Regions from separate parts of the Homo sapiens genome. Here region 1 is linked to region 2. A link is a loop called in an ENCODE intact Hi-C map of the cell type or tissue named here. Cell type or tissue: heart right ventricle. All regions are shown on one strand. Links, peaks and the distances in the headings refer to the core of each region. The heading gives the core; the rest is flanking DNA.

Region 1 (6,026 bases), core at 604-5,603, 190 kb before region 2:
TCTAAGGTAAATGCTTACTCACTCTTTCAGGTCAGGGAAGTCCTGAAAGCAGGGAGTAATCCACATGCACAGGCTTCAGACTCAGATGCTGACCCAGTCTTCACCAAGTGCGTAGTGAAGCTCTGCAGAGACTGTTAGAGGATGAGAACTGGTTTTCACTTTATCTGGCTTAGGCCAACTGGTGGAGAATTCTGGGCTTAAGGAGGGGCACTTTTGCAAAGAAGTACAGCCACTGGACTCCAGGAGCAGGGGTGCCTGGTTTTAAAGTTCATTTGTGTCCCATAAGGCCCCAGTGGTATCTTCAAGTATATGGTAAAGTATTGTTAAACTGTGCCTTCTAGTATCAGCTGTGTTTGGAAGGCTAACGGAAGGGACTGCATCCATGCCTGGTGTTAAGCAGGCCTGGGGTGGAGAGGAAGCCTAGAAACGAGGCTACAACCACAGCAGGGAAGCCTGGGCAGCTGCCCACAGGAGAGCTGACAGGGAACAGTATGGCTGGATTTGTGTGTGTGTGTAAACACTCCCTAGGTAGGTGTTGCTGGGACCCAACAAAGACTGATATCTTCTAGTGACACAAGAAAGAGGCTCAGGTTATGTTTTCCAGCATCAATGGGACAGATGACCCTCTAAAGCTAGAGCCCTTGAGGATATCCTGATGGTAGTTACAGAAGTTCATTTGAATCTGGTTCTTTATTTTTGCTTCTGCCCTTCCAGCAAATTGCGGGCTTCAGATGGCTTTGCTATTTGGTTTGCGGTGGGAGTTAAAGGCACATGGTAGCTGCCTTGCAACATCCTACTGAACCCTACCCTCCATTAAGCTCAATCTATCACTGAGGTAACAATAACCAGAGCCATAAGTTATGATTACCTAGTACTGAGTCTACTCAGGAAAACCTCTATGTCAAATTTATCAGCCTGGGATCTCAGCCTCTCCAGCCCCAACTAAGGCAAAACTCTGAGCCTGTGGGAGGTAAAAAGACTATCTATACCTACTTTCTTTATGCTTCATGTCCCCGGTTAAATCATCCTTTTTCACTTCTGACTTAACCTAAACCCTATCTTGGCTTTTGCCTCCCGAGGCCTGCTTTTAGTTTCCTTCAGGATCCTCCTCTCCAAAGCATGGGACTGATAAAATAAAATCGTCTTTGTTAATGGACAAATTAGCTCATATGTTACTATTTTCAAATTATAGTAATACCTGGGCTAAGTTTAAAATGTTTGTGTCTCTAAGAAGTCTAGGACAGGATTTTCAGGCATTCTGACAAGCCAGGAGGGAAACGTATTTGGCAGGAACCCTCTGGCACTTTGAGGTTGCTGGCTAGTTCAGGGCCAGAGGTGAGGACATTATGATAAAGTCTGTAACCATGCAGAGCTTCCACTACTGCCAGACTCTATGGATAATACTGCCCCAGGTCTTGAATTGTAGGATGTTAGGGTTAAAATAAGGTTGATAGCAACTTTATTTTATTATTTTATTTTACATTTTACTTTTATTTTTTTATTTTATTTAATTTAATTTCATTTTTCATTTTGAGACAGAGTCTCGCTCTGCCACCCAGGTTAAGAGTGCAGTGGTGTGATCTCAGCTCACTGCAACCTCCACCTCCCAGGCTCAAGAGATTCTCCTTCCTCAGCCTCCCGAGTAGCTGAAACTACAGGTGCGTGTCACCACACCCAGCTAATTTTTGTGTATTTCATTGAGACGGGGTTTCACTATGTTGGCCAGGCTGCAGTGGTGTGATCTCAGCTCACTGCAACCTCTACCTCCCAGGTTCAAGAGATTCTCCTTCCTCAGCCTCCCGAGTAGATGAAACTACAGGTGCGTGTCACCACACCCAGCTAATTTTTGTATATTTAGTTGAGATGGGGTTTCACTATGTTGGCCAGGCTGGTCTCGAACTTCTGACCTCAAGTGATCCACCTGCCTCAGCCTCCCAAAGTGCTAGGCTTACAGACGTGAGCCACCACACCCAGCCAGGTAGCAACTTCAGCTGGAAAAAAACACTGCCATCTCAGTCAACTCTATTTATTGTTGGACAGAATTGTGAGTGAGTCCTTTCCTTTGGTCTTTTCACCATCCTCATAAACTAATACCTGCCCAGTGAGCAATACCTCATCACAGATAATTCAAAGATGTTTAGCACTCACAAAAGGCTTGGTACAAAGTGTAGAAAAGACATAACTGAACATGGCATAATCTTTGAGAAATCAAATCAATGACCACAAAACTATGACACTTCTTGGTGTCAACTTGGCTTTTTGCCATTGCAAGTGTGCTACTTCATCATAATTCAGGGTCTGTGTTGACTTAATAGTTAAATATAGTTTTTCTCTGATGTTACAGAAATGCATATTCAATTATCCAAGTGAGACTAAACAAAATCACTGTATTTTACCACTTAAAGAGGCCTCATAAAGTAAACATCAAAATGACTCACTGATGTTAGAAACTGAGAAGGGGAAGTAGAAGAAAAGCAGGTATCTCTGTAGGCCAGTAAAGCCGACCTGAATATTACACACAAACAGCATTGCCCACCATGTCCATGCACACACACACCCCCCTCTCTCAAGGAAGAACAGCCCTTTCTGCACATTCCTTTCTAAATGCATTTTTGTGACACCTCCTCTTCAAAATTTAGTCAATATTTAGCTTAAATCTAGGTCTCATGCACTGAAGTACTGAGGGGAGGAAAAATGCTGCCCACACACTCCCCCACAAGTCCCTAGAAAGACCTTGTGACACATTAGGAAGGGGGCTGTCCTTGATGTAGGAAGATGGGAGTTCTGACCTAGCCATAGTTAGGCACTGACTTTGAGGTATGCTCCCTGTCTGGACACTCCACCATGATTCCACAGCTTCCCTACGTGACCGTGGCCCAGGACTGTCAGGCTACAGGACAGAGTAAATCCAATGTCTCATAACAGGGCCCAAATAAGCACTGACATCCCTTCCTGTCTGCCAACTACTCAAGCCAACCACCACAGTGACTGGCACAGAGAAGGCCACCAGGACCTGTATGCTGGCTGAATGAACTTGCCGTAACAAACTGTCTGCCGTACTCCCTCCTTTCACTATATCCTCCTCCCAGGTTTCAATACTGAACAACATGATCAAAGATTACATCTTCATTTTTGCTATATGCACTAGAAGGAGACTTTTACAGATACTAAGCAGTCAAAATCTTTTTTTGTTTGAGACAGGGTCTCACTCTATTGCTCAGGCTGGAGTGCAGTGGTGCAATCTCAGCTCACTGCAACCTCTGCCTCCCAGGCTCAAGTGATTTTCGTGCCTCAGCCTTCGGAGTTGCTGGGAATACAGGCATGCACCACCATGCCCAGCTAATTTTCTGTATTTTAGTAGTGATGGGGTTTTGCCATGTTGCCCAGATTGGTCTCGAACTCCTGAGCTCAGGCAATCTGCCCGCCTTGGCCTCCCAAACTGCTAGGATTACAGGCGTGAGCCACCGCGCCTGGCCGAAAATCTTAAGAAATTAAAATTCACTTTCATTTTTATTCCTATCAGAATGCTTTCTGCCACATGCATACTGTTATTTTCTGAACATCCAGTAGGTGGTAGTAATACCGAAGAAATGCCAGCTGCCAGCCTGCCTTCTCCAGCCGCTGTGCTCTTGTGTTATCCTGACAGTGGCTCAGCAACCACTGCAGTGTACGAGGAAGAATATGAGCGTCTAAGTCAGACTAGCTTCTGCTTGACCCCCAGCTTCACAGGAAAACCTATTCTGCATGTTTCTAGGATTGAGATAATATATGCAAAACCCTTGGTAAAGTGCCTGCCACACAGTAGGATGTATATAAATATTAGCTAATATTAGTCTATTTGAACTGCCATGAACAAGGGAGTTCCACATGAGAAACAGAACATTATAACCCTATTCCTTTTTACATTCATTTGGTATTCAAAAAACATTTTGGGGAGGAACACTCTGAACACAATCCTATAAAAGGGAATTAAAATAATCCTCATTGATGATGAAAAGGTCTTTAAATGTTCAGACAAGTGCTTTCAGCCAAACTTAAGGCTTCATCTGGATACTTCATTCTCATTCTATACTGCCTGCATTCGTTCCTTTATCTAGCAAACATTTATTAACTTCATATTACGTGCTAAGTACTGTACTTTGGAGATCAACTCTTTAAAATACACTGCACATTTATAATCCCACTGATAGGCAGACCAATTCTAGTTTTCATGTCTCTTAGTTCAGGAGGCTATTTTAAGAATACCATACACTGGGTGGCTTAAACAAGAAACATTTATTTCTCACAGTTCTGGACACTGATAAGTCCATGATCAAGAAGCCAGCAGACCTGGTGTTTGGTGAGGGCCCTCTTCCTGGTTTGCAGATGGCTGTTGTCTCACTGTATCCTCACGTGGCAGAGGACAGAGACAGACAGAAAAAGAGCCAGAGAGAACGGGGGTGGGGTGGGGGAAGAAGCAGCTCTTTCCTGTTCCTTTTTAATAAGGGTAGTAATCCCAGCATGAGGGCTCCACCCTCATGGCCCAGTTACCTCCCAAAGGCCCCGTCTCCACATACCATCACAGTGGGGATTAGGATTTCAACATATGGATTTTGGGTAGGACACAACATTCAGTCTGTAGCACCACTGAATCCACACTCAATGGTTTGCAGTGCTAGGGGTTTACTCAGTAAAGTCCACATCATTACTGGATTCCATAAGAGGGGACCTGATAGAGGTTACTGGAAACAGCACAGAGTCTGAGTTATGTCATTATTGACATAACTTTGGGCATGTAATTTAACCTTTTCAGCTCTTTGTTTTCCTATCCAAGTAACAGCTGCTCTAAATATCTCACTGAACACAGTTGCAAGGGTCAAATAAGATAAACTGAAAATGTCAAGAAGGGTCAGGCATGGTGGCTCACCCCTGAAATCCCAGCACTTTGGGAGGCTGAGGCAGGCAGATCACCTGAGGTCAGAAGTTCGAGACCAGCCTGGCCAACATGGTAAAACCCCGTCTCTACTAAAAATACAAAAAATAGTTGGGCGTGGTGGTGCACACCTGTAATCCCAGCTACTCAGGAGGCTGAGACAGGAAAATTGCTTGAACCCAGGAGGCAGAGGTTGCAGTGAGCTGAGATTGTGCCACTGCACTCCAGGCCTGGCAATAGAGCAAGACTCTGTCTCAAAAAAAAAAAAAAAAAAAAAAAAAACAAGTCAAGAAAACTATACAGCTCAGAGCACTTTGTTGTGATAAAAGCTCATCTTCTATTGCTCTTACTGGGACAGAGTTCCAGAAGTATTCTAAATGGTATTGCAAATTCTGTTCTAGTACAGGATCGATGGTATGACGGAGTCATCTATTTTCGTGTATTTCCACTACTCTGGTTACAGAATGGTTTTAGTTTTCCTTTTATAATATCAAATTAATTTACAATCAAATTAATTTATAACTTTTGCCTGGTGTTCATGGACAATGCATGGCCACAACAGTCTCCAGCTTTACTCGCTTTTCATTCAGTGAACATTTAGCAAGTGCCTCCTCAGTGCTCTGCCCGGAGCCCACTGGTCTCCATCCCGAGGTGGCAGAAACTAACTGCAGCGACTCATTCCTCAAAGAGAACCAGCCAAGGATCAGAAGAACGTTTGATATATTTCAGTAACTTGTTAGTAGCGGAGAATATTTTATCATTGATGACAGTTTTATATGTTTTTTAATATTTCTTATGGCCTATGCTCAACCCTTATTAATCTGCTTGTTTCATCCTGATTTCATCGGTTTCATCCACCCAAAGGATGCCCCTAGTTTTATAAAACATTTTCCCCCACGATCAGCTTCAGGATCATCATGAATGTGTTCACTGGCTTGGGTGATCTGAAATGTCAATAAAGCAAGCTATAAGTGGTAGGTTAAAATAGACCCCAGGACTCAGGCATATCTTCCTCATTTACACTATTCTCTGAAGAGATAGTAAACCAATAGAAAGATTCTAGTGAGGCCCAAATATTTAGTTTTACCCATGTCAACTGCCTGAGTGCCTGCAC
Region 2 (6,026 bases), core at 187-5,186:
GCGGGGAGGCCCTACGGAGCTAAATAAGGGCTGTCGACCAGGCTATGTGTGACTTCTCCTTTCACCACCAAGGTCTGGAGGTCTAAGGGGAGCTCTGCCCACTACCCCCAGGAGCTCACGGGAGCTTCTTCCTGCCTTCCTCCTCTCAGCAACCAGTATCTAGGAGGCCATGCCTTCCTTCCCAGAGTCCAGCTCAGACAATTTGCAGAACAACCCAGCTTGAAATTTGATACTTGATCCACCCCTTGTGCATCCCCTAGATCAAATAACCCTGGATCTGTGACCCTTGGCTCAGATCTGTCTAATTCTTAAAGAGTCTGTTCAGACTTGGAGTGAGGCTGTTGAGTCCTGAGGAGGGAGGGGCTGTGGCAGCATTGACAAGTTCCCCGCATTCCTGTGGTACCTGAGTCTTTCCAATGACTCCCCTCACCTGAGGCTCAGTCTCTCATTACCCACCCGCTTCCCTTCCTTATCGGTGAGGTCTTGAACAACTGAACCAAAGAGCTTCTGGTTCATGAGCTAATGTTAACCTGCAAGAGGACACAGTCTTTGGCTCTGTCTCAGTCAACTCTGAATATGGTCTGCAGACCTAGCTTTTGGAAGATGCAAGAGCAGGAGGGATGGTGAGAATACTGGATGACAAAATGAGGATTCAAAACATTCGAGCAGGCCAGTGTGGGATAATAAAATCAGATAAATATAAAGAGGGACAAATGCTACATTCTGCATTTAGTCAAAAACAAATTGGTGGCCAGGCACGGTGGCTCACACCTGTAACCCCAGCACTTTGAGAGGCCAAGGCTTGGGAGGAAGGGAGGGGGTTTGCTTCAAGTCAGGAGTTCAGGACTAGCCTAGGCAACATAGAGAGACCTCGTCTTTACAAAACACAAAAAAATTAGCTGAGTGTGCCGGTGGTCCCAGCTGCTCAGGAGGCTGAGATGAGAGGATTGCTTGAGCCCAGGAGTTTGAGTCTGCAGTGAGCTATGATCATGCACTCCGGCCTAGGCCACAGAGAGACCATCTCTCTCTCTTTCTGTCCTTCTCTTTCACACATACACACACACACACACACACACACACACACACACACACACGAATTAGCCAAGTACAGAATGAGGGGGATGTGGCAGACACTTTAGGGAGAGGAGTTAGTATGAAGTTTCTGAAGCCACATGGAATTAACTTCACAGGTTCTGAAGTTGAAAGGAAGGTGTTTAAATTTGCATAAGTCTGTTTGCATTTCATTTTCTAGCAGGGACATTATTAGCCTTTTTGACTCTCATTTTCTCACAAGTGTACAGTGGAGTTTTCCGGAGGCTTCTTGACACATGATATCATAACAGGTTGAATGCAGAAGCCAATATGAGAATCTGGCTGCCTTCTACTAAACCAGACATTAAAGAGATTTGCAAAACTGTGAAACAATACTGTCTTGTCATTAAATTAGTTTTACTTTGGAAACTGGTTATTTTAAAGAAAAAAATGTGTTATTTGTTCTAACTTTTAATAGATTCATTATTGCCACATTTAAAGAATACACTTTAAAAATGTCTGTTTTAATTTCTAATGGTACATATTGATGAATCTAACCCACACACACAAAAGTTCTTTGGGGTCCTTCTTTTTAAGAGAGTAAAAGGATGCCAGGACCCAAATGCTTGAGAAACTCTGGTTTAGAGGCAAGCCACAGAGCTGCACGTTCAGAGAACTGCACGTACCCAGACACGGTGGTCGGTTAAGTTTCAATGTCTGGAACAAAGACAAATGACACTGAAGAGATCATGGTGGGGTTTATACCTCATCAGAGAAGCAGGGTTCCAACAAACATGGGGATAAATGAATCGATCAAACCCGATTCTTGAAACTTGTCTTGATTCCCTTTTCTCTGGGCATAAGCCACCCCTTGCCAGAGAATACTGACATTAATTATAGGTCAGTAAATACGCATGTAGTGAAGTCCAGGTGTTGGTGATTGTTGAAGGATTGACATTGACAAATAAAGAACATGACTGAAAGAAGTTGGGGACAGTAGTCACTAGAGTTCCATGCATTTCAGATTTATATTCCTATCTTCCCACCTCTTTCCCACACTTTTCTCCCCAGGCAGCTTTCGGCTGGGGCCAATTTGGTTTATTAAGTGGCACACCTGCCCCCTGGTGGCCAGGTGGTACAATGACACCTTCTCTCAGTTCTGGTAGATATCATGGAGCAGGAGTCCCTAGCACCAAGAAGCTGAGATCCGGAAGAGGCGCCCCAAAAAATCAGCCTGGAGTGAATCTAGAGGGCCCATCAGGGATCGGAGGTCGGAATGTGGGAGCAATGTCACCTCCTTGATAAAAACTTATTTGGCCATCTCAGCAACCCAATAGTGATGTTGGCCAACACATGATTGATAACTACGTGCCAGGTACTGTTATAAATGCTTTACACAGATTATATCACAACAACAGCAAATCTATGAGGTAGGTACTATTATTGTTACCATTCTGTGAAGAAACTGAGGCTCAAAAACATTAAGTAACTTGCCCAGGGTCATACAAATAGCAAATGGCAGAGCCAGGCCTGGGAGACAGCAGTTTACTTGTTAACTGTTACTTTTAACTTGTTAACACTTTGCAGCTTCCACTTGGCATGCCTAGTACTCATCTGTCTGTAGGGCTGTCTTCTCCCACTGCACAGTGCTTTTCTTGGGGGTGGCGACTGTCTTGTTCATCGCCATATCCCCAGCACTGAGCTCGGTGGTGTGGCTGGTTAGAAACACTGGAAGGACTACATAACTTGGCTGGACCTCAGAGGGAACCTGCAGCCTCGCTCACTGTCAGCACGGACTATGCTCAGAGGCCCGGGGCACAAGACCCTGGGAGGCCCTTGGGTGAGGTGTGAGAGGGTCAGATACTCCCTGTTGCCTGGGAGGAGAAGCCAGAGAGCAGATCCCTAACCCCATGTCGCTGGCATGAGGAGAGGTAAGCACCACCAGATGCCCTCAGTAGCAGAGACTCAGAGCCTTGCTGAATCTCACTCATATCATGGAGATAGAGAAAGGGTGGAAGGGGGATGTGATTGGGGCTTTGGGGGCGGGGGGCCAGGCAAGTGGCTCAAAGCTATCCCTGTAGGGCAGTAGCACCACCTCGTGGTGAAACTCAAGATGATTTAGGAAAAATAACCCAGCTAATCCATAACTGAGGGGAGGCTGGGAACCCCCTCCTTTGGAGTCAGCACTCTCCTTGGATAGAGCCACAGGAGAGGGCCTGGAACTCTTCCAGCGTCTCCCCAAGCCAGAGCAGCTCACTCCAGAAGTGCTCACCAGGTTGTATAGAATGTGAAGAAAACACCCCTTATGGACATGTCCTATGGGCCACAGGCTGAAAAGAGCCGCCTAGCTGAGGTCATGTCAATGAAATCACATGCTCTTCAGGGAACAGCCTGCGTCCAATGACTACCTGATGCAGGAATATAGAAGTGTCTCCCTCACTTCATCTTGGGGCAATCCAAAGGGCCATCCCAGCTTCAGAGATCCCCACACGGGTTGATTGAGACCTTCACTGAGACTGCTTTGCAGCCCAACTTCTCCCACTGCTAATTCTACTTCTTTCCCTTCCACCAGGGCTGATAATCCTGAGACTGCTCCCTAACAAGCTCCCTGCACTTCAACCTGCATTTCAGAGTCTACGTCCCTGGAACCCAACTTGCAACACCATCCCGTATATCATATATCACATGCGTGCATACAGAGATTCGGAGCAGCTGTCTGGAGCAGCGAGCTCTCAGATTCCCCCTGCCAGCCACAGGCTCCACACCCTGCTGTGCTTCTGGGTCTTGAGGAGCACAGACTCCCCATCAGCCTCACGGGCTCCCTGCCCACAATGAGGACTAGTTGCCTATAGGATGTCAGCATGATGAGCCATCTCCTTGGCCATGCTGGAGGTGTCAGACAGCATCCATCCTTCTTGTCATCTGCAGGGACCATGGGGCAGGCAGACCGACCTGCACTGCACAGGCAGCCTGCAAGGAGCCTGGTAGAAGCTGGGGAAATTGAAGGGCTGTGGTCACTCCTGGCAGGCCCTGTTTGCTTGCTCCAGGGCTAAAGGAATCAATACTCCTAGCACACCAGTGAGCTATTTATACCACATGATGCTTTGAGCCTATCAACCCCATGGTCTGTGCAGTGTTTTTGCTTTATGTCTCTTTTAAGAAGCAGACTCATTCGAACTACCCCAGGTGTGGCATAGCCCATTGTAAGGGGAGGATGTTCCCTATAGCACTTCCATATGATGTCAAGTTAGTGGCCATTCTGCCCTACAGATCAACAGAAGCACATGACGCCAGCATCCTCATGGAGTCATTCACAATTAGTACCAGATAAGAATGCATTGTGTAGACCAGTGCTGCCCCATAGACTATTCTGCGATGATGAAAATGTCACGCTTGTAATCCCAGCACTTTGGGAGGCTGAGGCGGGCAGATAACTTGAGGTCAGGAGTTCAAGACCAGCCTGGACAACATGGTGAAACCCTGTCTCTACTAAAAATACAAAACTTAGCCAGGCATGGTGTCAGGTGCCTGTAATCCCAGCTACTCATGAGGCTGAGGCAGGAGAATGGTTTGAAACTGGGAGGCAGAGGTTGCAGTGAGCCGAGATTGTGCCACTGCACTCCAGCCTGGGTGACAGAGCAAGACTCTGTCTCAAAAAAAAAAAAGAAGAAAAAAGAAAGAAAAAAGAAAGAAAGAAGAAAGAAAAAAGGAAGAAAATGTTGTGTATTTGCACTGTCTCTTACGGTAGCCCTGAGGTTATCAAATACTGGAACTGTGGCTTGTGCGGTTGACAAGCTAGATGTTTACCTTTATTTCATTTAAATACTCACATGTAGCTAGTGGCTACTGGATTGAACAGTGTAGGCATAGAACCAAAGCTTGGAATATGAAAACTTGAAAACACTTGATCCTAATTATGCAACCTTCCTGGGGTATATTCCTCTTGGTTTACCTGGAAAAGCGCATTATAACACAGCCTTGGAAATTTTGTGTTCTTCTAGGTCAGCTATAAAAATGCTACATAAGATCCTTCTAACAGTGTATCAGAACTCCATTCTCCACATTTCTCCAGCCAGAGACATGCCCATTTATGCAGCTGTTGATTTCCTTTCTCTAAGTCCCTTCATGTTTCACAAAATAACCCTCAAGTTCTAACCCCAATTCCCCTAAGTCCATCTCATCCCACTGAAACACATTTTAGCCTTTGGTTTGAAATATTTTCAGATGTTTCTGAAAAATTAGAGTGAATCACATCCCCAGGCCAACTTATCCTCAATCAATACATTAGCTGGCATGATTTCCTTATTTTCAGATCACAATGCTGTGTTCTTGTTTACTGTGCCTAGCAATGCTACCCTTCATCATAAACCCCACTTCCTTGGGAAGCAGAATGGAGTGCATCGGCATAAGTTGGGCCCCTTAGGAGTCCTGTTTCTGCACAGCAGTCATTTGTAATCCTCCAGGTCACTGGCACAGCCGCCATCTCTAATGGCAGACACAGTTTTGCCAGTAGCTGTTTGGTTTTCATTTTTGAGGGTCTCACGTAGGTGTCATATATTGACTGCACACTTCCTGGGAGTAGAGCACAGTTTGGTCCAGCACCTCTAATTTTCCTGGCTCAGGGCCTGCTTTAGGAATGGGAACCTCTTTTATCTCCTCTCTAGGAGAGAGCTAGCAAGACCATCAGTCGTCTGTCAGGTCCCCCAACTCAATAGGAAGCAGGACAATGTAGCAGTTAATTTGTGGCTTCTGAACCTAGCTGCTGAAGGTTCAAATCCCATCCCTTGCTAGTGTGGCATTGCTCAAGCTATCCTTTCTGTCAAATGGGGGTAATAATGATTCATCTCCCATAAGGTCCTTATAAGGATAAGGCAAATTGGTTTGCATAAAGCATTTATTTACAGCAGTACTTGCAACAAAGTAAGTGCTATATAAGTATGAGCCATTTTTATTACCATAAGCAAAGCTTTCTACATTGGTTGACTTGACAAACT

Evidence for each region. Peaks named below come from ENCODE experiments on the same cell type or tissue, not always from the same donor. Only the 100,000 strongest peaks of a DNase experiment are listed, where the experiment ranks them.
Region 1: a loop joins it to region 2, with 17 times the contacts of the local background. A loop is called at or near these places in 36 of 110 quality-filtered maps.

The regions. Positions count from the first base shown.
Region 1 is chr12:47,648,252-47,654,277 of GRCh38, forward strand. No RefSeq gene overlaps it. Among named protein-coding and RNA genes, the nearest start is that of RPAP3, 55 kb to the right of the region's middle. In heart right ventricle, for the core only: a CTCF peak has its summit at 3,557 (motif pointing right); DNase peaks (open chromatin) are centred at 3,382, 3,570 and 4,394; H3K4me3 peaks cover 280 bases.
Region 2 is chr12:47,835,629-47,841,654 of GRCh38, forward strand. It overlaps LINC02354 (long intergenic non-protein coding RNA 2354), which reads left to right. Exons shown (of 3, transcript XR_007063292.1): 3 at 2,190-4,480. VDR (vitamin D receptor) reads right to left here. Exons shown (of 10, transcript NM_000376.3): 10 at 5,909-6,026. Among named protein-coding and RNA genes, the nearest start is that of LINC02354, 9.5 kb to the left of the region's middle. In heart right ventricle, for the core only: CTCF peaks have their summits at 2,153 (motif pointing left), 2,355, 3,136 (motif pointing left) and 3,343; DNase peaks (open chromatin) are centred at 2,163 and 3,074; H3K27ac peaks cover 403 bases.